Regions from separate parts of the Homo sapiens genome. Here region 2 is linked to region 1. A link is an interaction called in ENCODE POLR2A ChIA-PET data of the cell type or tissue named here. Cell type or tissue: HCT116. All regions are shown on one strand. Links, peaks and the distances in the headings refer to the core of each region. The heading gives the core; the rest is flanking DNA.

The links. Peaks named below come from ENCODE experiments on the same cell type or tissue, not always from the same donor. Only the 100,000 strongest peaks of a DNase experiment are listed, where the experiment ranks them.
Region 2: POLR2A ChIA-PET joins it to region 1 with 7 read pairs; 5 of 35 experiments call an interaction of 5 or more read pairs at or near these places.

Annotation. Positions count from the first base shown.
Region 1 is chr14:68,403,998-68,420,462 of GRCh38, forward strand. It overlaps RAD51B (RAD51 paralog B), which reads left to right. Exons shown (of 11, transcript NM_133510.4): 9 at 7,427-7,530. It overlaps LOC101927971 (a long non-coding RNA gene), which reads right to left and starts at 325. Exons shown (of 4, transcript XR_245776.5): 1 at 6-325. RefSeq lists an enhancer at 63-222. In HCT116, for the core only: no CTCF peak of the experiment used is centred there; a DNase peak (open chromatin) is centred at 8,934; H3K4me3 peaks cover 818 bases; H3K27ac peaks cover 3,062 bases.
Region 2 is chr14:68,529,243-68,545,707 of GRCh38, forward strand. It overlaps LOC124903334 (a long non-coding RNA gene), which reads right to left and starts at 8,262. Exons shown (of 3, transcript XR_007064223.1): 1 at 1-8,262. It also overlaps a transcript of RAD51B not described here. RefSeq lists an enhancer at 10,192-10,752. In HCT116, for the core only: no CTCF peak of the experiment used is centred there; a DNase peak (open chromatin) is centred at 6,359; H3K27ac peaks cover 1,488 bases.

The DNA.
Region 1 (16,465 bases), core at 6,436-11,435:
CTTACCTAAAAGAGTCTCTGAGAGAGTGGAGAATGAATGTTCCCACAGTCTTTTACAGAGCCCTGACTTCAGTGTGAGTAGATTAGATTTGCTCTATGTAGCTTACACAGAGACTTCTACAGGCTCAATCCCATAACAATGAAAATCCTCAAAAATGAAAATATTTTCAAAGCTCAGTTCACGTATTTGATTTTTGTATTTGCATTGGAATTAACCAAATTCCAGACAATGAAGTTATACTGCTTTGGCAGGTCTAAATATCACAATCATCAAAAAGGAGAGAGAGGGAGTGAGCACCTCAATTTTTAGAACTTCCTCTTAAAGTGAACATAGAGAAGGTTCACTTATCTGTTTCCTAACCAATTAGGTCATCTTGCAGGAAATCACCTTTTCTTAAAAGCCAGTAGGCAGATTCCTCCTACTTTAAATTTCCCATCAACAGCATTAACAATCATTTATGCCAGCCCTCTCACAGGAATGCTTGAAAGTCAAAAGACATAAGAGACCACTAAGTTTTCTAGTTTAAAATAAGGTCACAACTTTATAGTAACTTACAGTTTCCCTACCTCCCTCTCTCAAGTGATTCTATCACTGCAATCACCCTTCAATTGCTTTCCTATACTTGAGGCCCTATTAAGTAAACTATCTTTCCAATCCTTGCCAGATTTTTAATTCTACAACCAGAGAGGATCAGTTCCAGGCCACCTGACTTGCGTGAATCCAGCTGCTGGGCCAGTTGAGTGAGATTAAGTAACTTGCTGAGCCAGAGTATGTGCTGTCTTTCTGGAAACCCCTTGCCCTGGGTTATCACTGTACATCAGAACAGAGGAAGCCGAGTATGGAGCCTGAGTGACATGCAGAGCTCAGATGAGTGATAAGATCCTCATGACACACTTCCATCGGTATCCTCCCAGAGATGGGCCTTTGAGCTCTCAAGACTCTTGTGGGCTGGCAGAATAACACGTTATTTGACATGAGAGACATGATAAGCCCAGAGAAAGCTAATTGGAGTAGTGGTTAAAACTCAGTTGGCCTGGTTTCGAACCCTGGCTGTGTCAGTAACTAACCATGTGAACTGGAGTGACTTAGTTTCTCATAGCCTCATTCTGTCAATAGGGATGTTAATATTACTCACTTCATAGGATTGTTGTAAGGATCAAAAGAGATGTAGCTAAGATATGAAGCTCAGCAAGATTTAAGCTTACATAGTGCCTAGCACATAGTACCTTAAAAAATATTGCCTTTCCACCTTGGGCAACATAGTGAGACCCTGTCTCTACAGAAAAATAAAAATAAGTTAGCCAATCATTGTGGCATGTGCCTGTGGTCCCAGCTACTCGGTAGGCTGAGGTGGGAGGATTGCTTGAGCATGGGAATTCAAGGTTACAGTGGGCTATGATCATACTACTGCATTCCAGCCTGGGCAATAAGGGAGACCCTTTCTCTAAAAAAAAATTTAAAAATTGCCTTTCATTATCATTAACTTTCAAGGCCTTGCTGTTATTACTTTTATGGTGGATTAATATTTGTAAGAACTCCTAAAAATACAAATGGATATTTTTAAAGTCTATAGTAGACTACAGTCAAGCTTGCTCACTCAGGGTTTCCTTTGGAAACTTTTCTGTGGTCATCTGTACTCATGGCCCTTACTTAAGACTTGGGTTTACCTGTCCAGAAAACAACCAAATACATGGGTACTTTTTTATACTATTCTTATTGTTTTAGCGACGCGGAGTCCTTTAAATAGTTGCTCCTGGCCCAAATGTGGCTCCAATCTCTGAAGACATCCTGTGTCTTCCTTTAGACCCGAGAAACTCCTACAGTTTATCACCAAAAAAAAAAAAAAAAAAAAAAAGTTTGAGTGCTTAACTAGCAACTCCTAATTATTCACATGTAGCTTTTTCTTGACAAACTTTAGAGCTTAGCCTCCCTTGATCCCATCACTTAGCAGGCATCTAAGCAACTAATTTCTAGAGTTTACTTGAAAAATGTAAACCTGTTAATTTTAGCTAAGCAAGATAGAATTAAGGATGTAAATCTGCTGCCAAAACAAGGATACAATATGATTCAAAATTTAGTGGAAATAACTTTTTAATTAGTCATTTAGTCAGTATTATAAGCATCCTCTGTGTCTCAGACCTTGTGTTAAGTAACTCAGGCATGCTGACATACATCAGGCGTGGGTTTGGCCTCTTTATAATATACAGTCATATGTCACTTAACAATGAAGATGGGTTCTGAGAAATGCATCATTAAGCAATTTTGACATTGTGTGAACATCATAGAATGTATTTACACAAACTGAGATGGTATAGCCTACTACAAACCCAGGCTGTATAGTATAGCCCATTGCTCCTAGTCTACAGACCCATTCAGCATGTTGCTGTACTGAATACTATAGGCAATTGGAACACAGTAGTAAGTATTTGTGTATCTAAACACATCTAAACAGAAAAGGTACAATAAAAATGGTAAAAGGATTAAAAATGGTACACCTGTGTAGGGCACTTACTATGACTGCAGCTTATAGGACTGGAGTTGCTCTGGGTCCGTTGGTGAGTGCACCTACTGATGAATGAACATGAAGGCCTAGGACACTGCTGTACACTACTGTAGACTTCATAAACCCCGTATCCTTAGGCTATATTCATTGATAGAGACATTTTTCTTTCTTCAATAATAAATTAACCTTTGATTACTATCACTTTTTTACTTCATAAATGTTTTAATTTTTTAACTTTTTGATCTTGTAATAACATAACTGAAAATACAAACATTGCATAGCTGTTCAAAAACATTTTCTTTATATCCTTATTCTATAATCTTATTTCTGTTTTTTAGATTTTTTTACCTTTTTAAACTTTTTTGTTAAAAATTAAGACACAGACACACACATTAGCCTAGGACTACACAGGATCAATATCATCAATATCACTGTCTTCCACCCGCCCATCTTGTCTCACTGGAAAGTCTTCAGGGGCAATAACACGCATGAAGCTGTCATCTCCTATGATAACAATGCCTTCTTCTGCAATACCTCCTGAAGGATCTTCCTGAGGCTGTTTTACAGTTAACTTCTTAAAATAAGTAGAATATACTCTAAAATCATGATTAAAAAAAGTATAGTAAGTACATAGTACATAAAAGTATAGTAAATACATTAAAAGTATAGTAAATACATAAACTACATAAAAGTATATATAGTAAATACATCAATATAGATATGATAAAAAGTATAGTAAATACATAAAAGTGTAGTAACTACATAACTGGTTTTTGTATTTACTAAACTGGTTATTATAAGTAGAATAGACTCTAAAATATTGATAAAAAGTATAGTAAATACATATAATAAGATCAAGTATTATGTACTATGCATAACTGTATGTGCTATACTTTTATACAGCTGAGATTATAGTAGGTTTATTTACCCTGCATCACCACAAGCATGTGAGTATGCATTGTGCTATGATGTTACCATTGCTGTGACATCACTAGGTGATAGGAATTTATTAGCTGCATGATAATGTTATGGGGCCACTGTCATATTTGCAGTCTGTCATTTGCTGAAACATCATTGTGCAGAGCACGACTCTGTATTAAAGGTGATAAGAAAAGCACACAAATAATATACCACAGGTAGAAAATGATTGTAATATGAGACAGTAAAATAAAGTATTATAGAAGTTTACAGGAGGAAGACATTATTTCTGTGAAGATTAGAGAAATTGGCACATAGGAAGTAGCATTGAAGGCAGAGTAGATTTGGGACATGTGAACATAGGGGAGTTCCAGATGAGGGAGGGACATGGGAAATAAGTGATTAAGTAGGAACACAGTTGTGGGAAATGGAGCAGGGGGAAGAAGTCTGGAAGGGCAGGTGGGCGCAGGGTAGAAAGTCCTTGAATGCCAGTGTTAGGAATTTAGAATTCTCTGAAGACACTTGGGAGCCACTGAAAGGTTTTGAGCCTGCTGGTTGTAAATGGGAGGGTGGTGTGCTTAGGTGTGTGCTTGGAGGAGGTTAATCAGGTAGTAAAACAGAGGGTGGCTTTAGTAGGGAGAAAGCCACAGCAGCACAGACAACAGGCAACTAAAGCAGTCACACCAGGTGAAAGCTAATGTGGGTCTAAGGTTGATTTAGGAGGAATGGAGAGTCAGGAATGGATCTAAGGGTGAGGTAGGAGAAATGAATGGATGGATATAGGTAGGATTTTACAGTTAAATCAGTAAGACCTCTCAATTTATTGCAAGTGAGAAGCATGAGAGAAGGAAACATTTTGAAAATGGAGCTGAGGTTTTAAACCAGATTAACTGGAGGGTCAAAGGAAGGAACAGAGATGGAGTAGATTTATATGGGAAAATATGAGCTTGCTTTGATGATACTGAATTTGCAGTGCTAAAATTTATGATGTAGACTTGCAGTTCTTGTGGTTAAAAGTGGAAGACAAGTGTTGAGACAAGCCAAAGGTTGCGACAAAGGCGTAGAAACCATCCACCTTGTCAAATGGGCTCTCATCCTTTTCAAAGTGGAGCCATGCCATGTAGAGCAGACACTGCAAGCTTGATGGGAATGAGGCATATCTGGCTCAAAAGCATGTTTATTTGTGTGTTTTTAAAAGTGTAAATATTGAACCAACATTTTAAAATCAGGAAATTATACTTAAAAAGCATTGATTTCTGGCTTCCGTTTTAAAAATCAAAATTGCGCTTTAAAGTTAGCGCAATTAAAAAATCATATCACTATGATTTTTAAAAATCAAAAGATGTGATTATAAAAGTTTTTTACAATTTTAAAATAAATAAATAAGATGTGACTAACTATGAACTCACATTGCCACATGACAACAGCTAGAGCTGAACAGAGACTGCCCCCTTGAGATCCTGGATGAATTCTCGAACTCACCACAGTACTCACCACTTCCCCTCATCTCCTAAGGCTTTAATTGAAAGTCAGTTACTAAATCTATAGAGAAAAAAAAAATAGGTTAATGGTTGCCAAGAGCTGGAGGTGGGCAGGGAATGAGGTGTTGGGGACTGATGGCCAGTGGGTGTGGGATTTCTTTTTAGGGGTTTGAAATGTTCTAAAGTTAATTGTGGTAATGGCTGAACATCTCTGTGAATATAGAAAAAGCTGCTGAACTGTACACTTGAAATTGGAGGAGGTATGATAGCAAATTATCTCAATAGAGCTGTTTTTCTAAAATGCAAATATAGTTGCTATTGCCCTTGCAGTGTTGATTTTCTTATAGTAGAAAATATTTTTCTATAAGTCTATTTCTATCAAAAAGGGGAAAATGAAAAGTTAGACTGAGAGGGTTGTGAATTTCAAGAGAAATGGTAAAGACTATATCTCTTAGTGGGGGTGAAGAAGTTCTACATGTTAATATGCAAGCACTTGGCCTCTTTACTAATGTACATTATTTTCCTGGATACTGAAAGCATCTGGTATTAGACAAGAAAAAATGTGGTCATGCCCCACTCCCTAAGGTCCACCCACAACTAAGAAGAAAGAGAAAACAAAGGCAGAAAAAGGAAAGGAGTAATCAACATGGTAAAAGGAGAAGCAGAAGAGGCCAGTAGATTGGATGCCAAGGAAGGGGGAAGCTTTATCAACTGCTGACAAGAGGTCAAGGAGGATGAGGCCAGGGAAGTCAGGAGGTCATGGGAGACCATCCAGTGAGGAGGCTGAGAGAGGTGAAGCCAGAGAGAGATGCAGAGGCAGCTGACAAAGTGCTCAGAGTGCATTGTTTAGGAGATAGTATTTAATCTCAGGCATGAAGGACTACTGAAGGCATTTTAAGTAGGGGAATGATGTGATCAGATCGGAACAATCTAGATTATTTGTTTTCACATTAATTTGTGCATATTTTGAATTGTGTGCATAATGAACTGAGGTTACCCCAAATTTTATTCTTTCTTACACTAAATTCTCTTTCAATCTGATATCCCCAGGCTTGTTGAGACCTTGGTTATTGATTTCCATCTCATTCATTCCTGTTCCTGCTTGAACCAGGAAATAGATATATATGGTTGGTGTTATCTGACCCAGGGGTTCTCAACTTCAGCACTGCTGTATTTTGGGCTGGATAATTCTTTGTTGTAGGATGCTGTCCTATGCATTATAAAATGGTTAGCAGCATCACCAGCCTCTACCCTCTAGATGCCAGTAACACTGCGAGTTAGACATTGCCAATAAAATCACCCTCCAGCCAAGAACCACTGAACTACATTTGTCTGTTGCAGCATTTGGGCCCAGGTGCTTAAGGCCATGTGCAGTTAGTAGACCACCCTGAAAGGTGTCTGCCCTGGAAAAAAAAAGACCAATTCCTACTCCACACTGAGGCGTACAAATCAGATGATGTAGTAAGGGGACAACGGATGACACATTCAAGGCCTCATTTTGTTTTAGCTAATTCAGTGGACTTCAACCTCTATGTAGTCTCCTCATAGAAAAAAGATCGCATCTGGAGGCAACAAGGCACACTAAATGTCCAACTGTGCCCTCCTAAGGTTAGGATTCCTGTCATGGCCTAGGGCCAAAGTTGGTTCAGAGGAGGCCTTGGGCACAGGGCACAGGGGTTCAGAGGAGGCCTCGGGCACAGGGCACAGGGGTTCAGAGGAGGCCTTGGGATGTGCTGGACATGATAGTGGGAGCTGGCTTCTATGCAGCAGGACTTGTTGGCTTGCCTTCAAGGGGGAAGGAGCAGGTAGGGAACAGAAAGGGTTTTCTCATGGTGATATCAAGAAGGGTCAGTAAAGCTTTGGAGATGTAAGATGCAATTTGGAGGAGGCTAGGAACTCAGATAGAGTTTACTTCAGACCCTCTTCCTTATAGGAAAGTCTTAGAAGGTAAAGGAATGTTTCTCTTGGAATAGGGATGTCTAAAACAGCTTACCTATGAAATGCTGAGATCTTCTAGATTCCTTTTTTTGCGTTGTGTATACGGGGGGGTGGGAGGACCAGGGAATTTTACATGTATATGCCACCATTTCTATATTGATAGGGAAAATTGAGTTAAGACTCTTGTCTAGCTAAAAATGTCTAACAACTCTATTAAACTAAGACTATTTCATAACTGGTTCTTATTCTGTGGAGTAGCATTATGCCTTAGATATTGAATGGCTAGATTTACTAGTAGCAATGGCTCTGAGCTATCTTGCAATGCAACCTCTTTTTGATATATAACTCTGTTATTATTTGGCCCAGTGGTGGTCACTTTCACCAAGGCTGAAGGAAACCCCTGCTGGTTTTTAGTCTCATATTCCTTAACCCCTCTCCTACTTCACTGATTCCTCAAGTTCTGTGGTAATGAACTGAGCCTCCAAGTACTCTCTGGACTACTGGCAATGAGTAATGTCTGGACTTCATGTGAAATGCCATCTCAAGAAAGGGCATCTGAAAGCGTGCTTTTACCATTTCATTTCAGGCACTTCTGGATCCAGCTGTGTGATAGCCGCACTAGGAAATACCTGGAGTCACAGTGTGAATACCCGGCTGATCCTCCAGTACCTTGATTCAGAGAGAAGACAGGTGGGTGCTTTGACAGTATTCTCTGACTATGAAGGTCGGGGAATGAGATATACCAAGCAATCTGAGCGTCTTCTGAAAATGCTGGCCGCATTGTCTGTCCTGAGCCAGCAGCAGCTATTAGGGCCTAAAGAAACCAGCATTTCTGCTTGTCCCAACAACAGTTATAATAAAGTGGGGAGACAAGTCACACACAGGAAAAAACATAAGAATTGATCCCACAGAGTCAGCATTTCTCTGATATTTGTAAGTGACCAAGGACCACACCTCTAAGGGTATCCAATTCTCTATCTCTAAATGATCATTTCACTTAGATTGTATTTGTTGAGGACTAATTTGTATATGAATTAAATAATGATGATGCTTTTTCTTGAAGTATGTGTACTTTGAAAATCTTAGGCCAGCAGATGCTGCCAAGTGAATAAATTATTCCCCAGATACTAGGTACTTTTACATTAACGCATACACCTGTAGTGTAAAGTACTGAATGATGCTAGAAAGACCTCCAAATGGTTGGTCACTTTCTCAGAGTTCCCTATTTGTGGTTTCTATCCTGGCCAAAACTGAAAATCCTTCCCTTACATCCAGAAAGTTTACTTTCTACCTCCTTTTAAGTCTTCTGTCTTCATTCTTCATTCCAAAGAAAAGGACACCACTGTCTGACCTCTTTGGTAAAGCTTTGGTAAAATGTTTCATAATAAAAAAATTCTTTTTCCTAATGACTAACCTCAACTTTATCCTGCTGTGTGACCAGATTCAATCTAGTTTCTCCTAAAAGCAGGAGGAAGAAGACGGGTGATTATTTTGATTTTTTGGATAGGACAGAATTCAGAAGCCAGATTTGCCCACCTTGCTAAATATATATCAAATCCAGGCCATTTAGATACAGAGGCATGAAATGTCACACTGGTGATCCTTTCTGGAGAAAATGGCAGAAAAGCTGTTGTTGCCTTTACCTGCATTAGGTAAACTGGCTCTTTTTCAAGGAAGCAGGAATCATCAAAAACAGGCGTGAGCTATTGCCTGTTCTAGACATAATTTTCCAAACCAGAGAATTCTTCTTGGTTTGCTTTGGACTATGTAAATAATATTCCAGCTTGGTGATCACGTCAGCCATGTCCTGAGAAGATAGAGCTGCTTGTTTCTATTCAGGGAAACATTCTTGAGTTTTCAGGCCCTGGACTACTCATTACCTCAATGGCACCTTTTCCCTGAAGAGTCTGGTATCCTAGGTTCTGAAGCTGTTATTTCTCTTTTTAGTGGAACACATTCCAAAATATTCCTGGGGAATCTAATGACCTTTGGTAGTAAATCATGTTAAATAGCTGTGTTGCAGCTTTCAGGGATATCATTAAGGATTGTTGAACACACCTATGTAAACTTTATCAGAGGAAGCAAAATTCCTTGTGAATCAATGTTGAGTCATTCGTTTTCATGGATCCTTGATCCCACTCCTTGAAAACTTATAGTTTATCTCTGTTTCAGGTTTTAGATTTTAGAAGCCATTCTTACTGTTACACACGGAATTTATGATTTCATCTATTATATATGGTATCATGGGTTCAAGGCTCCCAAATCCTAGTTTTACTAATTCCAGTTAGAATTTATAAGTGAATAAAGAAATTAGAGCCATATTTTTACTTTTCTTTTGTTTTAATAAATTAACCAGTCAGTGTCAACAGGAAGTAGCTGGTAGGACAAATGCTATTTTTTATGTCTCTTTGGTGACTGGAGGATGTTGGTGGCTCTTGGCTTTTGGCTGATAAGGTCAAATGCAGGCCAGTGGTCATAAGGAGAACCAGGAGCAAAGTGTAGATGGATCAGTGACAGTTCATCAACTCCCATCCCATTAGATGGGTCAGTCATGTTATCTTAATTTACAAAAGACAACTTGTTACTATCATTACTAATCAATAAGAAGCAGACTTAAATGCCTTGGAATCATGTTTTCAAACAATAATTAGAAATTAATGTAAAATATGGCCAGTGTTAAAATGGCCAACCCAGGCAAAGAACATACATTTAATTAATCTATAGAAATATGCATGCCTTTGGGGACCAGTTGTTAAATTTGTGACCTAATAACTAGAATAAAGTTTGATATAGAAAAAACATGTCTCTGTCTAGTGACCTTATCTTGCCTTAGCAGAGGGTGTGCTTAGTGATTCCCTGAGTCTTTCCTGTGGTCTTATTTTATGAAAAACCATAGAAGCCATACGAAGCGAAGGCTTTTCTGGGATATGTGCATAAAACAGTACTTTAAAGCTAACCTTTAAGGTAATTGCACCAAGTAGTACTTTCTTATAACACCATTTAGTAGCAGAACGTGCCTAGATAATTCTAGGGTAGTAAGACCTCTGGGACACCAGCCACTTAGAGAAGATAACAGGTATAGTTTTTTGTTTTTTAGGGTTTTTTTTCCAATGCCCAAGCAGAGGCCACTACACCCAGGGATCAAGGTTATGGGATGAGGATTATATTTTATCCCGTTTCTATGACATTGAGCTCTACACCAGGGCTCTTGAATGTGAGGCTTAGTTTCAGATCACAGGCCTGGAAGGGGGTCAGGTCAAGCTGAGCAGACCTTCAAGCCGATTAACCCAAGAGCTGAATTGTGTTGTCTGAGGGAAGGAGTCCTCCCTGGCTGATTATTTTCTTTACACCCTGGAAACTTTGCAAAATTTTATAACCAAGAAAGAAATCTTATCAGGGCCACAAGCCAAGTTAATTTTCTTGCTTATTCTGCTTCAGTGTTTGCAAAAACTCTCTTAAGAAGCTGGAAAACATTTTCTTTTGGACTAATTTAGCTTTTTTTCCATTTGACTTTTATTTACTCTTTTCCTACTCTGCTTCAATCCTGCCCCACCCTTTTTGCAACATTTTTATTCTTACCAAAGACATGTTCTTAGAGTAGAATTAAAATGGCCTCTCCTACTTTTTGTAGTTGTTGTTGTTTTAAACCATCGAAAATATGTTTTGGTCTACCCCGTGCATGGTATGGGGATATAAAGAAGTAGAAGACTAGTTCCTGCCCTCGAGGTCCAAACAAACTAATACTGAGGTACTGTTACAAGGCAGTGTTTGATTTGTTGTCTAATGAGTGGTTAAAACAGTAACTGCTTTGACTCTAAAGGAAGGTAACATCATCAGAGGCATATTAAGTCTTTTCAGGAAAAGGTGAGACTTGAGTATTACCTTAAAATCAGTGATTCTCGGCAGGACGCAGTGGCTCATGCCTGTAATCCCAGCACTTTTGGGAGGCCAAGGTGGGTGAATCGCCTCAGGTCAGGAGTTCGAGACCAGCCTGACCAACATGGTAAAACCCCATCTCTACTAAAAAAAAAAAAAAAAAAAAAAAATAGCCAGGCGTGGTGGCGCATACCTGTAGTCCCAGCTACCCAGGAGGCTGAGGTAGGAGAATCACTTGAACCCAGGAGGCAAAGGTTACAGTGAGTAGAGAGTGTGCCACTGCACTCAAGCCTGGGTGACAGAGCAAGACTCTGTCTCAAAAAAAAAAAAAAAAAAAAAAAAAAAATCAGTGGTTCTCAAACCTGGCTGCACTTAAGGCTCATCACAGGAGCATTTATACCAATGCCAATGCCCCACCCTGACCAGTTAAATCAAAATCTCTGCCAGTAGAGCTGAGCATCAGTGTTTATTTTATTTGTAAAGCTCCCCCATGTGATTCTAATGTGCAGCCAAGGTTGGGAACCTCTGCCTTAAATAATAGATAAGATTCAGGTAGTCAGAAAGGGGAGGTGCTGGGGTAGAGTGAGCTGCAGCTGAAGAACAAACAGGAGGATAGGCTGCATCGTCAGAGGGCACAGGCTGGGTTTTGCCTTGTAACAAGAGCAGAGGGTTTGGGCACTCATTCATTTGACAAACCTTTATTTAATCACCTCTTCTCTGCTAGTCACTGTGTAACTAGTTGCGCTGGAGATTCAAGAAAACAAAAACAGGTAAGAGATGGTTGATACCCTCTGGTTGTTCACAGTCTACTTGAGGAAACAGATAAGCATGTAAACCGGACTTGCAGTAAGAGCACAGTGAATGAAGTAAGTCTAGAGGAGATGGGGGGTCCTGGCACTAAGGAAGGTTCTCTAGCGATGAATGAGGCAGAGCATGAGGCAGAGAGGAGTGGCCGAGGCCTTCACTTGGGAAACTCTTGCTATTACAAAGTGCCTTCTAGCGAGGGCTGGAAAAGCTAGAGTAAGGCTGGTTATACTTGAAAGAAGGAAGAAAAACTCGATAAAAATATTCACATTTATACAATTTCTCCTCAAATCCTCATGAAGTCTGGTCTTACAAACTACAAATGGGATTATATAAATTTTCAAGTGCCCTAGAAAGAGTAATGAAGTAAATGAATCCTGACTAAGCCTCACACCCGCTTGATGAAATAAATATTATGACTCTCTTATTTCAACAAATTGGAAAGAGGTCTTTTTTTCATATAGGAGGTTTATTTAAATGAACTTTCTAATAATATTTTCATTTCTATTTAGGAGGCACCCTGAAATTATGGGATGCTTGAGGGGCGAGCCTGAAGTACCTAGTAAATTGTTGACAGAACCAATATCACTCAAGCTGCTGATCCACACTTGAATCTGTAGGCTTTTCTCAAAGTCCTAGTTTTGCATCTTAGAAGTATTGCATCTTGGAAGTATTTCTTTGCATCTTGGAAATATTCAATGTTTCCTTTCTGGTGATAGGATTCTCAGTGTCCATTTTATATTTTCGAAGACTCAAATATCATCACTGTGAAGACTTCCCTGACACCAGCTGTGATCCGTCCCTCTTCCCTCTGGCCCACACTTGCACCTGGCCCTTGTCTCTATTCTTAGACTTCTGAGCCCTGAATTATGAGCCCCTTGAGGTCTATAACTGAATTTATCTGCATACCCTCAAATGTAAGGGCAGTGCTTGACACTTACACAGTAGATACATTTATTTTGAAAGAGAGAGAGAAAGCAAGAAAAAGAAATGCACTCCCTGTAGCTACTCGTGAACCCAGTCTGAAGGACGAAGGACTGCTTATTTAGAATCATTCTTCCGCATAGAAATTGAGTTTTACAATTTAACCATTCCTTTAAAATGTTAGTAATTGTCGGTTTAAAATGTTAGCATCAAACCTTGACAATTATAAGCAGATACTTAAATAGAAATACTGTAAGAATACTGAAGATAGGAATACTTTTTGCAGAACCAGCCTGCTGTAGTCTATGGGAGGATGGGAGTCAGGCTTCCCCTGGAATCTTATGGGATAGCCTTTGTGTAAGCAAGCCAGAACCCTAAACACAGACCCAGGCTGAGGGAGAGAAGGGTTCTGCAGCTGCTTTCAGGGACCAGATAGCATGAGGAGGGTAGGAAATCTTTGTTGCTATCTTCTACAAGTCTTAACTTCTCCTCTCTGTGGTTGGACAGGCTTAATGAAAGACTGAATAACCAAAGAAAAGTTGATAAATTTTTTTTCCCAGATAAGCTAAAGGGTAGATGTGGGGCAGCATGTCAGGCTTATATTCATATTCACCCAAAGAAAGATATCGAGGATGATGTTTTACCTGATGTAAGTCATAGTTGTATATCTCCCTACTCCTAGATTCCTCCAAAGAAGGATTCAGGCTTAGTTGCCCTAACTCAAAAGGAACCTCTCTCCCTTGGTGGCATGGTTCCAGGTCGCTGTACTTGTTCTCTTGTTTTCTACTCCAGCTCACCTGCTGTTTTTAGGCAAGGAGGATTATGTGAGTATGTGTGTGTGTGACTAGATCCCGCCAGAGGAGAAGTTCGGCTGTGCTGCAGGGGTAGATGAAAACTCTTTTTAAGCATAAATACCTATAGAAATAGCAAAGGGAACATAAAATCCAGTCAAGTACATTATCTTGGGTATAAATGTCTCCTCCCTTTCCAGAGCTGCTCAAGTGTGAAATCCAAGCCCCTGCCCACACTCTTGCAACAGAAGTGCTCTAACAGGTATTAAGTGGATTGGGGAAATAAATAAAAGGGGAACCCAGAATGGTGGCATTAAAAGAATCCCTTTTTTCAGGCAATGTATTGGCACTAGGCACTAGGCAAATGTATTAAAATCTGAGGAAATCCTACGGAAAGTGTGTGGTCCCAGTGAATGAATACAATGAGCTGCTACTCACAGTGCAGGGACTGAGAAAGGGCAACACAGACACCCAAGTGGTCATCTCCCATTTCCATCTCCACATTTGAGATAAGAATACCTGTATCTTTCCTACCACCCACAAACAAACAAGCAAACCATGGGACTCCCTTTGAAAAAAGTCAATATATCCAAGAAATCACTATTTCTGAATGAGCTCAAGTAGAGAGAACTTTCTCTTAAGAGGGTTCCGCTGGAAATTGCCAGCTGAAAATACACAGGTACAATGACTCCCACGCTGGAGATGAAGGGTCCCCTTTCCCATGCTTTGACCACGATAGACCGTGTACCTTTGCTAAGGTGGAGAGTCAGTCTTTCCTAGGAGATTTTGAGCCAAATAAAATAAAAACAAAACACGGGTGAGAGAACCACCATGATGTTTTAAAAGGCGAAAGATTTACGCGATTTGAAGAGAAACCAGAGTATACCACCATGATGTTTTAAACATCATTTTTTATCAAATATAGTTACAAAATTAACCGTTACCACCATTTCAAAAAGGTAAAGGCACTTTAACACCAAAAAGTAGAAAGGACATATCTAGAAGGAAGAATACATGTATTGATATATTTAAACTGAAAACATTTCTTTTTATGGCAGACTTAGCACATGTCCTTACTTCTCTCTTTGAGGCGCATGAGCTCTGACCATCACAGGACAAATGACTGGTCCTCTTACAGAGCATGTAGGTGGTTTACCCTTTAATGAGCCACTCATTTCACTAGCATTTTATCACCTCTGTTGTTCTCCTCCAGCTCTGACTTATTTTATTTTTATATGCTGTTTGTCTGGTACCAATTCCCCTTGTGCAGTGACCCTGCCTGCTCTAACTTGCTAAGTAAACTAGGCCAAATACCTGGGCAGGAGATTTCTAGAGAAATCTGAGCAGTTGCAGGAAGTAGAAGAGACACAGGGCTTTGGAACCAAATTGAAGACCCTGTTGTCTGGCTTGGGAAGAAAAATATTTTCAGTTGGGAAACAACATCGGAAACAGCTATGAGATCTCTTGGACAAGGCGCTGCCCTGAAAGTCAAGGACCTTGAAATTTATTTGGCTCATTTGAGAATGAAGATTGGACAGGATGTTTTATTTTAGCCTTAGCTGGTTAGCTGTGAGTGAGAAGAAAATGGGCAACCTCATTGGCTAGGGAAAGTAAAAAGGAAAGAAGGGTTCAATACCTGCCTAAACTATGAACTGATTTACAAATGAATCAGCACTTTCACTAGAACAAAAAGCATTTAGAATATGACAGTGCCCATCTGAGATACAGTCTAGAGATCATCTTCTCCAGTGAGTCTCAAGTACAGTAAATTTAAAAATCCCAGGTGTTTGTGAACAATGAAGATCCCAGGCCCCATCCCCAGTGCTGTATTCAGTGAGGGCAGTGCCAAGCCTAGGATCTGCAGTTTTTAGCAAGCACTTTGGGTGATTCTTACATGGGTGTTCTTCAGTTTCATACTCCATTCTAGCCCCTTTGTTTTACAGATGGCGGTAAGCAATTGATATTAACTAATTTATTCAGGGTCACACAACTAGTAGGTAGCAGAAATGGAACAGAAATTCAATTCTTTCAATTCTGAATGTGTTGCTATTTTCACTTTACTCTGGTGACTTTTAGTAGATAGATTCTAGGCAAAAAAGTCCCCAAACCCAATCAAATTATTGGGTTTGCAGGTGATATATTTATATCTCTCATGACTTTCAGTGGTTTATAAAGAGCTCCTAAAGAACTGTGCAGGAAAAAAAAAAAATTTAAGCACCATCTCACCCCACATTGCAATCAATTACAAGATAAAAGTCATCTTTTAAATTCTTGAACCCAAATCTGAATATGTGGCTTTTTCCAAGTTAAACTTCACAGTGAGCATGAACTCCCCAGTCAAGTGACTTTCCTTATAGACAACATCCTGCCACAGGGCTGGCTATGCTACCGCTCTCCTACAGACAGCCATTTGTGCTCATGGACATCTCCCTTAAATCCTGGCTCCCTAGTCCCCATCTTCATAGGCTAAAGGTGTGTAATGGGAGAACCAACTTTGTCTGATCTTGCGAGCATGGGAGCTTTTTGGTTATCACATTTTTGAGTCAGTCAATCTTTATTTTGAAAAAGCAGGGCAGGACAGAGGGAGGAAGAGAGGCTGAGGGCAGGCAGCAGCCTGTGTGGGAACCCATTTCCTGCCATCCTAGGGTCCCATAGTTGATAATGGACAACATCCTTGCTTGGTTCTTGTGCACCAGGTGATACTAATTTAAATTCCTCTTTATTTTCTAGTGATGGAAAGGAGTTAGCCTTTACTGAGTACCTATGAGTTTGCAGGGATCATTTTTGACCCTTTGTGTTTTATTTCCATCAATTCCTCCAATAACCCTTCAGCATAGATCTGATCATCTCTATTTTTACAAATAGAAGAACTTAGCTGATAACATAAATAACTCATATTCAGTGATAGCATCAATATTTGAAACCAAGTTTGTATAGTTCCAGACCCTCAGTTCTTTTTCCTGTACCATGTGCTCTGAGATGTAAGATGGTGGTTGTGTTACCGGAAAGGGATCTCAATCCAGACCCCAAGAGAGGGTTCTTGGACCTCATGCAAGAAAGAATTTGGGGTGAGTCCATAAAGAGTCTACTTTGTGCCAGAGTTCATAAAGTGAAAGCAAGTTTATTAAGAAAGTAAAGGAATAAAGTATGGCTACTCCACAGCACAGCAACCCGAAGAGCTGCTGGCTCGCTATTTTTATGGGTTTTTTTTTTATTATATGCTAAACAAG
Region 2 (16,465 bases), core at 3,810-8,809, 120 kb after region 1:
CTGGAGTGCAGTGGCACAATCTTGGCTCACTGCAACTTCCTCCTCCTAGGTTCAGGCAATTCTCCCACATCAGCCTCCCCAGCAGCTGGGACTACAGGCGCGTGCCACCACGCCAGGCTAATTTTTGTATTTTTTGGTACAGACAGGGTTTCGCCATGTTGGCCAGGCTGGTCTTGAACTCTTGACCTCAGGTCATCTGTAAGGTGGAGCTTACTAGGAAAGAACGTTGAAAAACAGCTGCTGATGATATATCTGAGACTATTTCTTATAGGAAACTGTAGGTCTATGGAGGCAGGAGAAATAATCACAGCCCAGCAACCAGAAGCTAGGATGCTTTCACTACTAAGGGAGAGATCACTAACACCATAGCTGGGAAAGATCTTAAATCATCACTTGATTCTGAACCAGAGACCTCTACAAAATCTCTAGGATAGAAGAAAATGAGGAGAAAGAAGAAAGAAGACCTTACTCTCTAAATTAGTATCCAAGCAAAAATATTCAACACTAAGAAAACCAGTCAACAAAATCAACATTTGTTATCTAATCTTGTCCAAAAGAAATTAAAATAATGGAACAATCTGACTAAAACTTTAAACTAAATTTGCCTAAATACTCAAAGAGAAATAACATCTACTTTAAAAAGGATATTGTGAAATAAAGCAGGCAGAAATAAGAATTGGCAAATATGAAAAAGAATGAATTAAAAAGATAAAATACACAGATAGGATAAATTCTAGACATGAAATAGATGAAGATAAAATTAGTGAATAGGAAGATAGTATTTAAGAAGCCACCAAAACGTAGTGCAAGTCAGAGTTAAGGGCATGAAGATATACTGAGAAGCTCCAATTTTTATACATACATATGAGATAGTAAACCTATCTACCTCAAGGATAAAAATGATAGTATTAAAAGTTGTGGCTGGGCACAGTGGCTCACACTTGTAACCTCAGCACTTTGGGAGGCAGAGGCAGGAGGATCTCTTGAGCCCAGGAGTTCAAGACTAGCCTGGGCAATGTGGCGAGACCCCATCTCTACAAAAAATTTAAAAAAAAAATGCCAGTCATAATGGCATGCACCTATAGTCCCAGCTTCTTCGAGGGCTGATATGGGAGGATTGCTGGAGCCCAGAAGGTCAAGGCTACAGTGAGCCATGATTGTGCTACTACACTCCAGCCTGGGCAACAGAGAAAGACCCTGTCTCAAAAAAAAAAAAAAAAAAAAAAAGAGATAAAGAAAGAAAAAAACAAAGTTACCAGGGAGAAAAGAGAGTTATTTATAAAGGAATGATAGCTGCATTGATAATAGACATCTTACTAACAATAGATTCCAGCAGACAGTGGAGTAGTATCTTCAAATATCTGAAAGGGGAAAAAAATCACTTGTAAAGCCAGAGTTTTATACCTAGCTAAACTAGCTTTCAAGAGCCGATTTAAAAGAAAGACAGTTTTAGGATTTTTTTAAAATGAAGTTTATATCAGTCTTGAGTCTTCACTGAAAGAACCATTAAAATATGTATTATATCAAGAAAAACTCAGTTTCAAGGCAGGACATAGAAATCAAGAAACTATAGTGGACACAGAAATAAATAAGTTAAAATAGACTTACTTCAACTGACTATAAAATAACTAAATCTAGAGTTTAAAATAAAAGTTAAATAAAAAAGTAATATGTTGAGATAATATGTTAGTAGAAAGAGTATTTACTGGGTAAAGTGTGCTAAGAGTCTTGCCTTGTTCAGGGAGGAGGATAAGATATTGAAAATTTCAGACTTTGAAACATATATAATTAAATGTGTATGGTAAAACTTTAAGGTAATTATGAATAGAAAAGAACATCAATCTATAGGTTCTAAACCAACAAAGGAGAAAGCAGAATATAGAAAATCTCACCAACCTAAGAGAAGACAGGAAAGACAAAAAAAAAATGAAAGAAGACAGGAAAGAAGAAAAAAACCTAAGAGAAGATAAGAAAGAAAGAAAATAAATAGAAAACTAAATAAAATGGAAGAAGTAAGTCAAATATGATGGTAACTACAATAAATGTAAGCTGATTAAATGTGTCTATTAAAAATTGGAGAATATCAGATTAGAATTTTTAAAGTATTCAGTTATAAGCTATTTTCAAAAGACCCACTTAGGCCAAACCACACAAATAAAGAGATGACAAAAGACATACCACAAAATGCTAACCAAAAGAAAGGTGGGTGGTGTCACAGTAAGGCAAATGGAATCTTGGGAAATATATGTTAATAGGGATAGAGAGATATATAATGATATAAGAAAAGATAATATTCATGAACCTATATGCCCCTAAAAACATAACCTTGAAATTCAAAACATGTAAAGCAAAAACTAAGAAAATGTAAAAATGTAAAATTGTGTTAAATTTAAATTTATTTTTACAGAAATTTATTAAAAACATAAAAGATATAACCACAAACTGATATATCCTTTACTCAAAATCCAACAATAGGCCAGGCATGGTGGCTCACACTTATAATCCTAGCACTTTGGGAGGCCGAGGCAGGAGAATCACTTGAGTTCAGGAGTTTGAGACCAGCCTAGACGAGATAGGAAGACCCTGTCACTACGAAAAATAATTTAGAAATTAGCCAGATGTGGTGACTATTCTGGAGGCTGAGGAGGGAGAATTGCTTGAGCCTGGGAGGTTGAAGCTGCAGTAAGACAAGGTGACATGCCACTGCCCTCCAACCTGGGTGACAGAGAGAGACCCTATCTCAAAAACAAATAAAAACCAAAGTCCAACAATAGAGAATATATGTTCTTTTTTGAAAATATGTTGAACATTTACATAAATTGACATAACAGGCCACACAAAGGAAGGTCTCAACAAATTTGTAAGAATTGTTAACTTATAGAGATATTTTCTGACCACAGTGGAATCTGATTTTTAAAACTCAATAAAAGATGTGTTTAAATCTAGAAGCAAGGAGAACAATAGATTAAGCCTAAAAAAAGCAGAGCAAAATAAAACTATCAGAAATTAATGGAAAAGAAACAACAACAAAAGAATGAACAAATCCAGAAGTTGATTATTCAAAATTACTAGTAAAATAGATAAAACCCTAGCAGGGCTGCTCCAGAAAAAAAGAAAATGCAATAAATAATATTAAGAATTATAAAGAGAACATAATTTATAATGATAGATACAATTGGAATGAAAAAATCATAAAAAATAGAATGAGCAAATCTATGAACAACTTAATACTAGTAGAGGAAGTTAATGATTTTTTTAGAAAAGTAAATTTTGAAAGTTGAATCAAGAATAATTAATTAGAAAATCCAAATCAACCAATAACCCATGTAGGAAATGACTTGCTACCACAAATCAGAGCCTTCTACCCAAAAAACATTGGGCATAGGTGGATTTCTGGGATGTTTGGCCAACCTATCAAGAACAGCTAACCCTTATGTTACACAAACTGTTTGAGAGTGTAGAAGAAAAGGGAAAGTGACTCATCTTATTAGGCACTTGATACCAAACCTAAGAATACAAGAACAGACTAATCCATTATAAACATAGATGAAATTTTTCTAAATAAAATATTAACAATATTAACAGAGATGACATGTCTTAATATAGATGCAGAAAAAAATTATTTTCTAGAATTCAAAGTCCCTTTATTACATAAACTCTTAGCAAAGTAAGAATAGGCAGGAACTTCCTTAACTTGATAAAGAACATATAACCAATACCTTTATAGACAACACACTCAATGATAAAACTTCAGAAGAAAGATGATACCTACTATCACCCTTATTACTCAATATCATTCTGGAAGTCCTACCAGTGCAATGAGAAAAGAAAGAGAAATGAGGTATAAGAATTGAAAAAAAAACAGACAAACCTATCTTTCTTTAAAGATAATATGATTATTTACACAGAAAATCCATTGAATCCACTGTATAGGAAAATTATTATAAATAATAAGAGATTTCATTGAGTTTGCTGAATACAACATCCATATACAAAAGTCAACAGCATTTTCTAGGCACTAGGTAAAACTAATTGGAAGGGAGACAGAGACTGAGATTGTAGCTGGAGGGGAATGTATCAAAGTAGGATTTTTAAAGATGGGAGATTCCTGAGCACTTTGTTTGCTGTTGAGAATAATCCAGTAGAGTGAAAGAAGTTGATTGTGCAGAAAATAGAGGTGGATGACTTAGGAATAAGTCCTGGAGACATCAAGAGAGGATGGGATGCAAAGCACAAGTAGAGGTGTTTGCCTTTAAGAGAAACAGAGCTACTTCTTCCATTGTAATGAGAAGGAAGACAATTCCTATGCCAGTAGTTGTACAGATGTCACAGTGGAGGGATGAGGGAGTTTCTGTCTGATTATTTCTGTTTTCTCAGTAAGACATAAACTGAGATCATCAGTTGAGAGGGGATGATCATTGGAGGTCTGAGGGGAGAAGAGATAAATAGTGACCTCAGAAAAGTTAAAATAAACTTTACTATGGAAAAAAAAATGTAGCCTTTCTGAGCAATGTTGAGTACTCATTTGAGGACTGCAGTCATAGATTTAAAGTGTAATCAGTCAACTCAGTGGAATTACTTTCTCCATTAATCTTAAATTGCTTCAGGACTGTTTCAGCCTAAGCCAGTAGCTGGGTTTAACCAAATTTGAAGATTTTTCTAGGAGAGTTTGGCACGAGGAGAGAGGGGCAAAGGCGTGTAAGGCAGTGTTTATAACAGTGGCCCATGGAATTGATCATGGGTAAAGAGAAAACAAGGACATGCGAGGAGGTGATAAATAGAACAAAACAAAGCAAAACAAAACAAACAATAAAAACAGACAAGCAAGTGAGCTTAACTGAGTGGTCAAAAAATTATTGGAGTAGAAATACTACAGAAGGTTGGCTGGAAGGATGAAAATGGTGGTCGGCGTATAACAATTGAAATCTAGACTTGAAAGGTGGTGATGACAAGGCTAGGCTATGGCCATTTTAATGTAGCTGAAGAAAGTGGAAGAATAGATCACTGGAAGTGAGAAGGTCAGGAACTCAGAGACCAAGGATGTTAAAGTCACCAAGAACGATGACAAAAATAGGGGTGAAAGGAAGGAGTTGTATGCTCAAGTGTTTAATAAATGAATAATAGGTTATTGATGACAGCAATTCAGTGGGAGAAGGGTTATATAATGTGAAGGAATGAGCATCCAAATAGCTGTGGTTTTTAAAGGATAAAGGAGGAGAAAGGGTTTGGAAGTAGCAGTGGAAAGCAAGGAAGCCCATTTCCCTATCTACAGGCTCTGGGATATGGGACAGTGAGATAAAAAACAACCACACTTTTGGGTGCTATGGGGAAAAACCACATCCTCAGGGCCAATCAGGTTTTGGTGAAGGCGCGAAGATGAACAGAATGTTCAAAGAAGAAGATAAAGATTTAGAGGATTTCCAGAAAGCTGAGTGGAGTGGGTGGATATTGGGTCAGATATTAATAGCAGTACCAACATACCTTATCATCTGTCCTCCCGCTCCCACCCCCCCTAGATTGTAAATTCCACAAGGGTAGAGATCTTTGCCTATTTTGTTCATTGATCTGTCCCAAGAACTAAAACAGTGCCTGGAACATTGTGGATGCTCAATACATATTTGTTGATTGATTGATTAATAGTAGCTAATATTTATTGAGCACTAATGTGCCAAGGGTACTAGTAAGTGCTTTATATATATTATTATTGTTATTATTATTATTATTACTCTCCCCATTTTATAGATGAGAACATTGAGGCACAGAAAGGTTAAGTAGCTTGCCTAAGTTCATGGGACTAGCAAGTTGTAGAGCCAAAGTTCAAACACACTCTAGCTCTGGTTTGGTTCTGGAGCCTCTGTATTCTTAAATTCCAAATTACCTCACCTTTTCATGGTTGGTGGATGTACAGAACAATCTCAAAGTAGAAGCCCAGGTAATGGTAAAAGACCAAGGAGGCTAGACCTCTAGTGGAGACTGAGGTTAAAAGTTAAACAATAAATATGAACACTGATTTCAAAAGTTAGTCTAAAAGCTAGCCTAGGGCATTTGCTGCCTCTAATGTCCTATACTCTTGTTCATCTCCTATTGTGATTGTGATCAAGGCACCTTCTACTGTCAGTTCCCAGATCTTTTTATTTCCCACCCCCACCCCTCACCCCCCACATATTGCCCTTCTTCATTATTTTTAGTTTCTGCATATTCCCATTCCGACACCTGGCAAACCTGCCACTCTTTTCCACTGACTTCTCTTAAGGGCAGTCAGGTGCATTGGGACCTAATTTCTAAGCATGTGAATAGTGACACGTCGAGCTTACAGCAGGCCTTAGGATCACCAGGCTGACTCACTGTCATACAGATTCCAACTACAAAAATCATCTGGGAGCGCCCTCCGAAGTGCTAGGATTCTGCTGGCTGTTTTATGAACAGCTCATACTATGAAGTGGAAAAGTAAAGGAACATTCCAACATTTCAGGAAAACCAAGGAAAAAAATGAGTATGTGTAACTGGATGGAGGAAGCCTGGGATAGTACCACTATTTCTGTGTGAAGCCTCTCCTAACTCTCAGTGAGATACATGCTCACTAGGGTCAGGCACATGAAAGGTCTCTAGGAGCACTTGGAGGTTTGGACCAGAGATCAGGACCCACAGTGCACTGGTATTGTTGTGTGTGCTGAGGTTCTTTGGGTGCATGCAACAGAAATGCTTCTGGCTAATGTAAGCCAGAGTTTAAAAGAAGGATATAGAGGTCCCACAGGATTGAGGGAAGGCTGAAGAAGCAGTCTTAGAAATGGGTAAGAAGCAGGCAAATTCCAGAAACTAGGAAGCAGGAAACACAAGGCTCACAAGAGTCCCACAGGTCTGGTCAGGACACTCCACTTGGATGGGATGAAACTCCTGACATCTCCATTCTTTTTGTCCCTCTGTTCAAAATTCACCTTCCATTGAAGGGAGCATCTGATTGGCCCAACTTGGGTCAAAAACCTCCTAATTGCCAGCAATATCCACAGACTGTATCCTACTGGGAAAAGATAATCCGCCAAAAGGAAATTAGATTGTTATTAGGAAAGGGAGATGAGTGCTAGGTGCTCTGGCAGCCACCATTCCCAACCCCTCCCTGGATGTTTAAGAATATATAAAACATTTCAACTTGAGAAAGCAGATTGAATTTTTTTAGAAAAGAATATGTAAAACTGTATTTCTTCTCCAGCTGTACTTTCCGAGCCCTACATTGGTCTAAATGGAAGGATACCTTTCAGTACCAGCCCAGTCATGCTTTTGCATGATTACCTCTATCAAACTCTATTTCTTTGGAAGGAACTCTTAAATTTACTGTCACATAAATGTTTCCTGGTAGCTCAGGTTATCCTTTGTAAAATTCTGTCTACCTCTACAGCTTGAAGTTAATTTTCCTTAAGTCTTCAAAAATAAAAGTTCAGTCTTGTTATTGATTTAGATCCTTGTGGAAATTTTTTAGTATTTCCTTACTCTTTTAAATAGTCTTTTTCCCCCCTTTTGCTGCTTTTCCTATTGGTTTTCTTTCATTAAAAATTGAGACCCAGCCAGTCGCAGTGGCTCATGCCTGTAATCCCAGCACTTTGGGAGGCCGAGGCGGGCGGATCCCTTGAGCCCAGGAGTTTAGGACCAGCCTGGAAACAGAGATGCTGTCTCTACAAAAAAAAATTGAAAAAATTAGCTGGGTGTGGTGGTGAGCATCTATAGTTCCTGCTACTCGGGAGGCTGAGGTGGGAGGATCACTTGAGCATGGGAGGTAGAAGCTGCAGTGAGCCATGCAGTGAGCCATGACTGCACCACTGCACTCCAGCCTGGGTGACAGAGTGAGGTCCTGTCTCAAAAAAAAAAAAAAAAAAGGCACCCAAAATTTTTAGAATGACTGTCACAATAATAGCACATGTCCCTGAATAGAGATCCTACCTTAATGTTGGTTAAAGGGGGTTGCTCTTAAAAAGGAACCATGGCCAGTCGCAGTGGCTCACGCCTGTAATCCCAGCATTTTGGGAGGCCGAGGCGGGCGGATCACGAGGCCAGGAGATTGAGACCATCCTGGCTAACACGGTGAAACCCCGTCTCTACTAAAAATACAAAAAAATTAGCTGGTCGTGGTGGCGGGCGCCTGTAGTCCCAGCTACTCGGGAGGCTGAGGCAGGAGAGTGGCATGAACCCAGGAGGTGGAGCTTGCAGTGAGCCGAGATCGCGCCACTGTACTCCAGCCTGGGCGACAGAGCAAGATTTCGTCTCAAAAAAAAAAAAGGAGCCATGAATCACTGAAACAGATTTTATTTTTGTTTTTGTTTTATTTACCTCTGCAATATCCTTTTAAGATCAGTGTGATAGGAGACCCATCCTAAGGGATTGTTGGAAAAGAGGAAAAACCCTTAATGAAAAGTACTATCATTTTAGTTCTTCTAGATTTAGCCCATATCTTGAGATTAAAAAGACAATTAATGGGATATTTTGAGTGAGACCTTCACATATATGCTCCCTTTGATAAAATTTGTGTCTATGGCAGTTTTTTTTTCTTAATCGACCTTTTCATTTCTTTATTTATTAGTTTAAAATATTTCCATGTGTAATCTCATTTTAGTTTTCAAACGAATTGGTTAGAAGAGGTATTTTGTCCCCATTTTAATTATGTAGAAACTGGTTCACGAAAAGATGATGATTTACCCAAGGTCATGTAGCTAAGTGGTCAAAAAACTAGGCTGAGCATCAAGATGTCTTCATTTCTGGGTGTTTATTTAAGTCAGCGATCTCAAACTGGGGCCAGTAACACACTTAGGTCTTGCTAGGAGGGGACCCTGACTTGGAACCCACGCTTCAAAGAGCCTAACTCTGGCTCTTTCCAGTCCCATGGGCCAAAGAGCCAAGACACCTCACATTCTGGGTCCCAGGTTCCCAGAGTCCTGTCAAATGTCACCAAGTCCATTTGAGTCTGTCCTCCTAAGGGCATTCTGCACCTTTGATGTGAGCAACATTAAGCCAGAGGGACAGCCAAGGGGAGGCTGTTTGAGGAATCAGGGGATAGACAGAGCTTGACTCCCACAGGTGTGCAGGCTGGAGCTGGGGTGAGAAGGGGAGGGCCGGGGGCCAGGAGCCAGCTCTTCTCTGCTGCCCTGTATCTGTGTGCAACTCCAAGATGTCCCAGGACTCTGAATTCTCACACCTGGCTGCCAGGTCTTTAGGAAGGCATATTTTTTCATTGTAGGCAAACAGAATATATTTTGTTTAACAGTTAGTGAGCTTGATTTATACTTTTAAATATTTAGACATATGATATGGGGCCTCCATTTGTACTCTTGCTCCAGGCCCTGCAAATGTTAGGGGTGGGCTTGCAGAACGCCAACATAGTTTGTTTGGCTAGCACACCGCTTTTTTTTTTTTTCTTTTTTAACATCTTGAATTAGTTTCTAACACTAACAATTGGGAGATTTTGAATAAGAATAGAGATTTCTGATTTCTCTTTTTTAAAATTACAGAAAATCATGGGCCTTCCTACTTGTATGGCGAAAAAGAGCTGGGGCTGAGCAGGATCAGCCTGCCCTGGGTGGGGCTGGGCCAGTGTTTCCTGATTGGCCACAGTTCCCACCTGTTTCCCTTCTCTCATTTCGGTAACCTCTGATCTCTCTGGCCACTGAGGGCATTTGAGTTTGTCACCCTTGATTTACATCCTTCTTTAGATATGTCCTTTCTGTATAAAGCCACCATGCCATCACATTTAACACATTGTTTTTGCCTCTTTTCTACAACTTCCCTCAAAGAAAGTTTTTTTCTCCATTAGCTAAGTGTAAATCCCTACATTTTAGTATGGATAAATGCCTATAATTTTGCCATCTTATTCCCTAACTTCTGAATCTTGGGAAATCATTAAAACAACAGCTAGGAACTTCAAGAGAGCAGTTGCTCTCCACAGGGATCCCCCCTTTCTCCATGCCATGCGAACTGGAAACCCAGTGCAATGGATTTTCTCACTTTGACCCCAGTGAGGGAGGGAGATTTTTGATAACTGACAAAGAGCTTTTGTTCAGGTTTGCAACAGGATGGATCAGCCAGCCCCACCTCATGGCCCCATGCTTCTTCCAGGTTCATCTTCCCCTTCTGCCCCAGAAAAGCCCCCAGCCACAGCCTCCTTGCCTCCAAGTCGCCAGCACTCCGCCCCCTCCTCCGCCTGCCTCTCAGTCTGGAAAACAGCTTTGCACGTTAACCTCCAGGGGCATTCACTGGGTTTCCAGAGGGGTCCCCAGCCCCACAGGCTGCCAAAATAGGCTCTTTACACTCCATAGATGGGAGAGAAAAATCTGCTTGTTCGGTTGCAACTGTCAAGCAAAGGACATGCTGAGCTCAGATAGAAATAGCAGCAGGGTCAGGGCAGGGCAAGGCCCCAGCATTTCATTAGCTCGGCCCAGCTAAGGGTGATTGAATGCACACAGTGGCCCATGAATGGGGCCATGGAGGGCAGCCACACAGTGCAGCACAGAAAAATCATTCTTTGGCCGCTGTCAGCTGGCTCAATGGGACTTAATTATTGGGATAATGAGAACTGATTTTCATTGTTTTAATTTTGGGGAAGGGGTGAGAAAGGAGGGACTTTTCTTCCTCATCTGGGTGAAAGGATGCTAAACTGTGGCCTCTAACGGTCCCGTATCCTCCAGGCTGCTGTTGGCTCCTGTGTTTGCTGTTCTTTATCAGTGCTGTAAGAGAGTGTTAGGATGGTCATCTGTGTCAGTGTCTCCTTTAGGGCCTATAAACCTGGCAGGATGTGTCCTCAGAAGAGCATTTCTGTGCTGGCATCCACGGTGAGCAGCTGTACCAAAGCAATAGAGGGACAGAGAGAAGCCACTGGACAGAGCTGCCCATGCTCAGCCCCTTCCAAATGCCTCCAGGACATGAGGGAATCCTACCCTGCTCCTTTTTTTTTTTTTTTTTTTTTTTTTAAATACAGGATCTAGAGAATTCAAATGATCTGCTCGAGGCAAACATAGGATCGTCTGAGTTCCTTGCACCCTGTTCAAGGTTCAAGAGCCTAGGACTCTACTGCAGACCACACCACAACACTGTTGGATCATCAGACCTCTTCTAGCTACGAATCCTTGACAATTGAGATAAGGTCCACTTACATGAACCCTGAAAGTCATTACATATGACTTATTCAGCCCTCCCTTATTCAATTTGATTCACTTGCCACCTTCCCAAGATCTTACTCTTCATGTGGAAATGAGAGACTTATTTATTGCTCAGCTTGTTCCCTCATTTCTCTAGGTAACATGTACTACTAGTGGGATCATCAAACAATAAGTATTTGCAAAACTGGGCTTAGCGTGGTTCTAGGTGCTGTGCAAGTATATAATGACACCCCCCAACCCAAAGAAAGTCACCTGGGGAGACCTGAAACAATTAGAGAAACACACAAGGGGACCCTAATTGAATGTGAATCTCTCTAGCCAACCAAAAGAAAGAGAGGGTGGGTTTAAGGGTAGTGAGGGACACTTTGTGAAGAAATGACAGCTTGTGAGGACTCCAAGGTTGAGTAGAATTTCAACAAAGAGCAAAGAATGGAATTGGATGGTGTGTTCGAGAGAAGGAAACAGACATTATTGGAATAAAGATTCCATGTAGGGAAGAAGGTTGAGTTGAAGAGTAGGGCCAGATGATGTGAAGTTTGGAAAGAGAGGCAGGGCATGCTTTCTTCACCCACAACTATAATACATCTTTGACCATAAAAAGTGGTTGTTATTGCTATCATTTGTTTTTGTTTTCACTTTGCCCCTTCAAGTTCTTGAAAAAGATAGTCATAAAAGAAGAGGGTATGCCCTCATTCATGGAGCACAGAGAAGGAAGCCCTCTGTGATGTTTCCAGATGTGTAGGTTTAGGCTCTAGACCAGTGCTGGTGCCTTCCTGGGACTGCCCAAGCCAATCACCAGGGAGAGGCTGCAGATCCTTTCTCTGCTCAGCTCCGTTCGGGCTCCTCTTTTCTTGAAGATTTGACAGATATTGGTTAAGTTCTTCAAATCTGACAACTGGGTTCTTTGTGGCAAAGAATAGGTGGCTAAGGAGAACTGGCTCTAACAGGCTAATAGCCTACCTGGCCCCTTTCCAGCAGGAGAAATGCCATAGTCCTTCCCAGAAGCACATCTTATATGCACAGTCCTCACAGAGTGTGTCTGTGCATCAGAATCAATTAATCATGCCTGTCAGGAGGGGGAATGGCCCCTCTGGCTGAAACAGTGGAAGGAGCCCTCGTGATTGAAGACCACTTTGCCTTGGAAACTCATGCAGGTCAGAGGGGAAAGTTGAGTCTAGATGGCATGCGGTATTCCTTGGGTATGTTTTCTCATCCCTGAAATTTGCCCATGTCACCCAACTAACTGCTTGTAGCAAAGCTGTATTGTCAGTGCAATCCTTTGGGGCCTTGTTTGGGCCTGAAGAAGCCATTCATTTCTTAAAGAAGAAAAAGCTGGCAAAGTGGAATTTGTAGTAACAGCTGTTAGTATTTAAAACTTTTGTTTCAAGATCTTCAGGCACTTAAAAATGACTTTAAATGGCCACTCTGCAAGAGTCTATCTTTTACAAGGCAGCCTGTGAGATCTTTCTCAAAACAAGCCTCATCTCATCTCCTCTTTTATTGAGATCCCCATTGGTCCTCTATTTTGTATAGAAGTGGTTCCCAAACTTTTTTGATTTAACACCCCATCAGTAAACAATTTTGAATAGGTACTCTCAATATACATATATTTCTTTTTATATTATACACATGTATTACTTTCCTAATATATTATGTACATTATAAAACATATACAAAAGTAATTTTTTTAAAGGCTGAGATAAAGATGAAGTAAGCAATAGTTTAAAATGTCTTGTCAATTATGATGGCTTCATACTGTCATTAGCTAATATGTCAAAAGCACAATAAATATGTCAGGGGAGTTCCATTTATATCATTTGAATGATATAAATCCTTATATCTAGTAGTTTTCATGGAAATTTCTAACTGTTTTGGCTTGACTTCTTGTTACATGCAAATATTTGGTCATTGTCTTCACTTTGTAATATGGCCGAAGAAAACTTGTTCTAAGGGCAGTGTCAATGCTATTATTCTTATTATTTGCTTGTGCTTATACTACTAATATTATCTTTGATCCATTGTTTCCATGCAGGAATATTTTAATCCACTTGTCCATTTTGTGTGTGTTAGATTAAATTTGATAATATCCATAATCCAATGAGTCAGGAATGTGCAAATTGTAGTGATTCATATGTCATTGAAAGCCCCAGGGGAGTGAGGACTGAGGACACCATTTGCCGCCTCTGCAATGTGCAGGTCCTAATCTTGCCACAAGATATCTCATGAACAATTCATGACACATAACAATGGCTGTGAGGAGCCCGTTGTCAATATTTATATCAAATGTTGTAAGTCCATGTTTTTTATTTCCTAGAAAAAAATAAGTTCAAATTCTAGTACTTTCTGACTTCTAAATTCTAATGGATCATCTTGTGTATCTCTGGGGCATGCATCCTATTTCGAGACCAGATGTCTACAGGATGGATTTCAAACCCATTAGCCTTGACTTACAGGGTCCTTCTCTGTCCAAACTCAGCCCATCTTTCCAGCCTCATCTCCCATTGTTCCCTGTCTTATACCAAGGAGACATCCCATTGCTTTTTAAACATGAAATATTCTTTAATAACTCCATTCTTTTGTGCTTACTCTTCCAGCCAACTGGAATGCCTTTCTCCCATTCTCTAACCCAAGTTAAATCTTCGTAAGATGTCTGATTCCCTTAGAGCAGAGGTCAGCAACCTTTCTGTAAAAGGCCAGTCGTAAATATTTCAAGCTTTGCAAGCCATATTGTCTCTGCCAACTACTCAATTTTATCATTGTAGTGCAAAAACAGCCATAGGCAATATGTAAACAAATAAGCATGGTTGTGTTCTAAAAAAAATTTCTTTACAAAAATAGGTAGTGGGCTGGATTTGGTCCTTGGGCTGTAGTTTGCCAACCCCTGCCTTAGAGAACCTGTCACTCTTCTACTACTGCCATCCTAGCTTTTTCTCCATGATTATCTGTTTACAAGCACATTTTGCCAAAATACTAAATTCTTTGAAGTCAACACTTTTATTCCTATTCCCTAAAAGCTAGAAATCTGGAAATAGAAATGATTCAATAAAGACATATTATTGAATATCAAGAATTATCATTATGTTGCTGGTGGAAAAAAGTGGAGAAAAATTCTTCGGTTGGGTACAAGATTAAATGGCTTACTTCTAAGATTTATCTAAAATAAAAGATTATATAAAAATACAAATTAATGAGATGGAAGGATTTGTCTTGAGTTGGAACTAGGTCTTCTAAAAGGGCAGTCAGTGTCCTGCTCATCTGATCACCCATGTTCATATTCCTGCCACATTGTTTTGGCCCACAGCTTCGATGAGACCTAGAGAATCACTTCCTTTTCAACCATACAGCCACCGCTGGGGCCAACCACTCCCTACGTTTGTATAATGCTGTATGGTTTTCAAAGCAAGTAGCACAATTCCTATTTGGTAGATAAGGCAATTGAGGCATATTAAATGACTTGCCCTATGAATGATATAACTGGGACTTCTGATTCCTAATCTAGGACTCTTTTTGTTACACCAGACAGCCTCTCAGGAAATTAGAACAAAAAAATGACATATTGCAAAATTAAGTCAAAGAATAAATTAACCCCATTTGAAAGTCCAAGGAGACCTTCAGACAAATGTGTATCAGAATTTCAATGGTATTTGGCAGAGTTGGCCTAATGGAAGTGTGGACACCCTGCCAACTTTGCATAAGATACATAAATCTCAAAATCAATTTAACTAACTTTCATTTATCTTGGAAACACAAAAATTTAGACTAGAACTTGGCAGGAATAAAGAGATTTACACCAAGCCTGCATCCCCACTACTCTTGTAAACTGTTTCATGAACCCCAGTGTTGAAGACCTCACTGTTTTGTTTGACTCTGAAGGCCGCCTACGCATACTTGCTGCTGGAGGAAGGTTAATACTGACTCAGAAGCAAGAGGACCACTGACTGAATCACCACCACTTACTACAGTCCTCTGCTCTGTATTCCTTGGAAATCTCTTGCCTCAGCTTGGGCTTAACCCAACCCACTTAGAAGGAGAGAACAATTTTACAGCCCCGCATGGAGTGACTCCAAGCCAATCGTATCTGTTTCCAAGTGATCTGACGCAGCAAGCAGATTGTATTTCCTTTGGAGGCTTGGCTGAGAATTGTTGGGTTGGCAACACTGAACCAGAGTGAATAAAATAAGACTGTCAAGAAAAATCTGAAATGGCCCCTAAAGAGATAGGACTAATGAAATGCTCAGGTCAGGGGTGGGGTGCTTTCTGGGCAGACTGAAAAAAGAAAGGAGGACCAGGTGACCATGTGTGAAATTCAAGAGTCAACAATGATCTAGGTAAGCCAGGCAGATTGGCACATGCCCAGTACTTTTCTGAGAGCAGGCATCAAGCCTAAAAAAATGCACAAAATCTACCTCTTATTTTTATTCTTACCTTTAATCAGATTTTTTATTGAAGTTTTTTCATGGTTGGTTACCTATCCACCTTCCTCCCATCCTGCCAAAGAAGGCAGGGACTCCAAATGCATTTGCCAAAAACCAACAGACCCCTGTGTTCAATTATTGTGGGCTTAGGGAATAGTAATTAAGGAGTTCCAGGGATGGGATGTGGGAGCAGCAAAGGAGTTAGGTTTCACTTAAGGTCCTTGGGAATAAATAAATATTCTGTCACTAGGATGAATGGGGTTGGTTCTTCACAGATCATGTAAAGGGACAGGCTTAGCCCTAGAACCAACTCATGATCTAGATGAGTTTCTGTTCAGATGGATAAGGGCATATCTTTGAGCACCAGGTTCCATGGGCACATATCTGGTTCATTATTCTTTGCTTTGCTTGTGCAAAATTATTTTCAAAGGCAAAGACACGGGGACAAAGTTGGGCTCTTTGAGGCTGTTCCTTGAGCAAAGAGGTGTATGCCTCTGGCTGCCCACTTGGCAGTGGATATCTTCATGCTTCTTTTTTCCACCCAAATATTATGGCCACTGGAGTATTTGTAGGAAACAGTCTAAAAAAAGACAACACTCACTTCCCCTTGCTTCAGGCTCTTCACAGTCAACTCCACTGGCATGTTTCAGGCACCTGCTGTGTGCCAGGCATTTTTTTTCAGAATGGAACAATATTGCCCTTGTCTTTAATGCCTTAACTGTCTAGCAGGAAAGACATTATTATGAGTACCTGGGGCAGAAACAGTGTGAGAAACATTTTGGAGACCCAAAGGAAGGGGCCATTGTAAAGAAGTTCCACCAGAGTAGAGGTAAGAACGGGGACAGGGCATGCCTATAGACACCTATCCATCATTCGCTTGTCCACACATTGATTTCCCTAAATATTTATTAT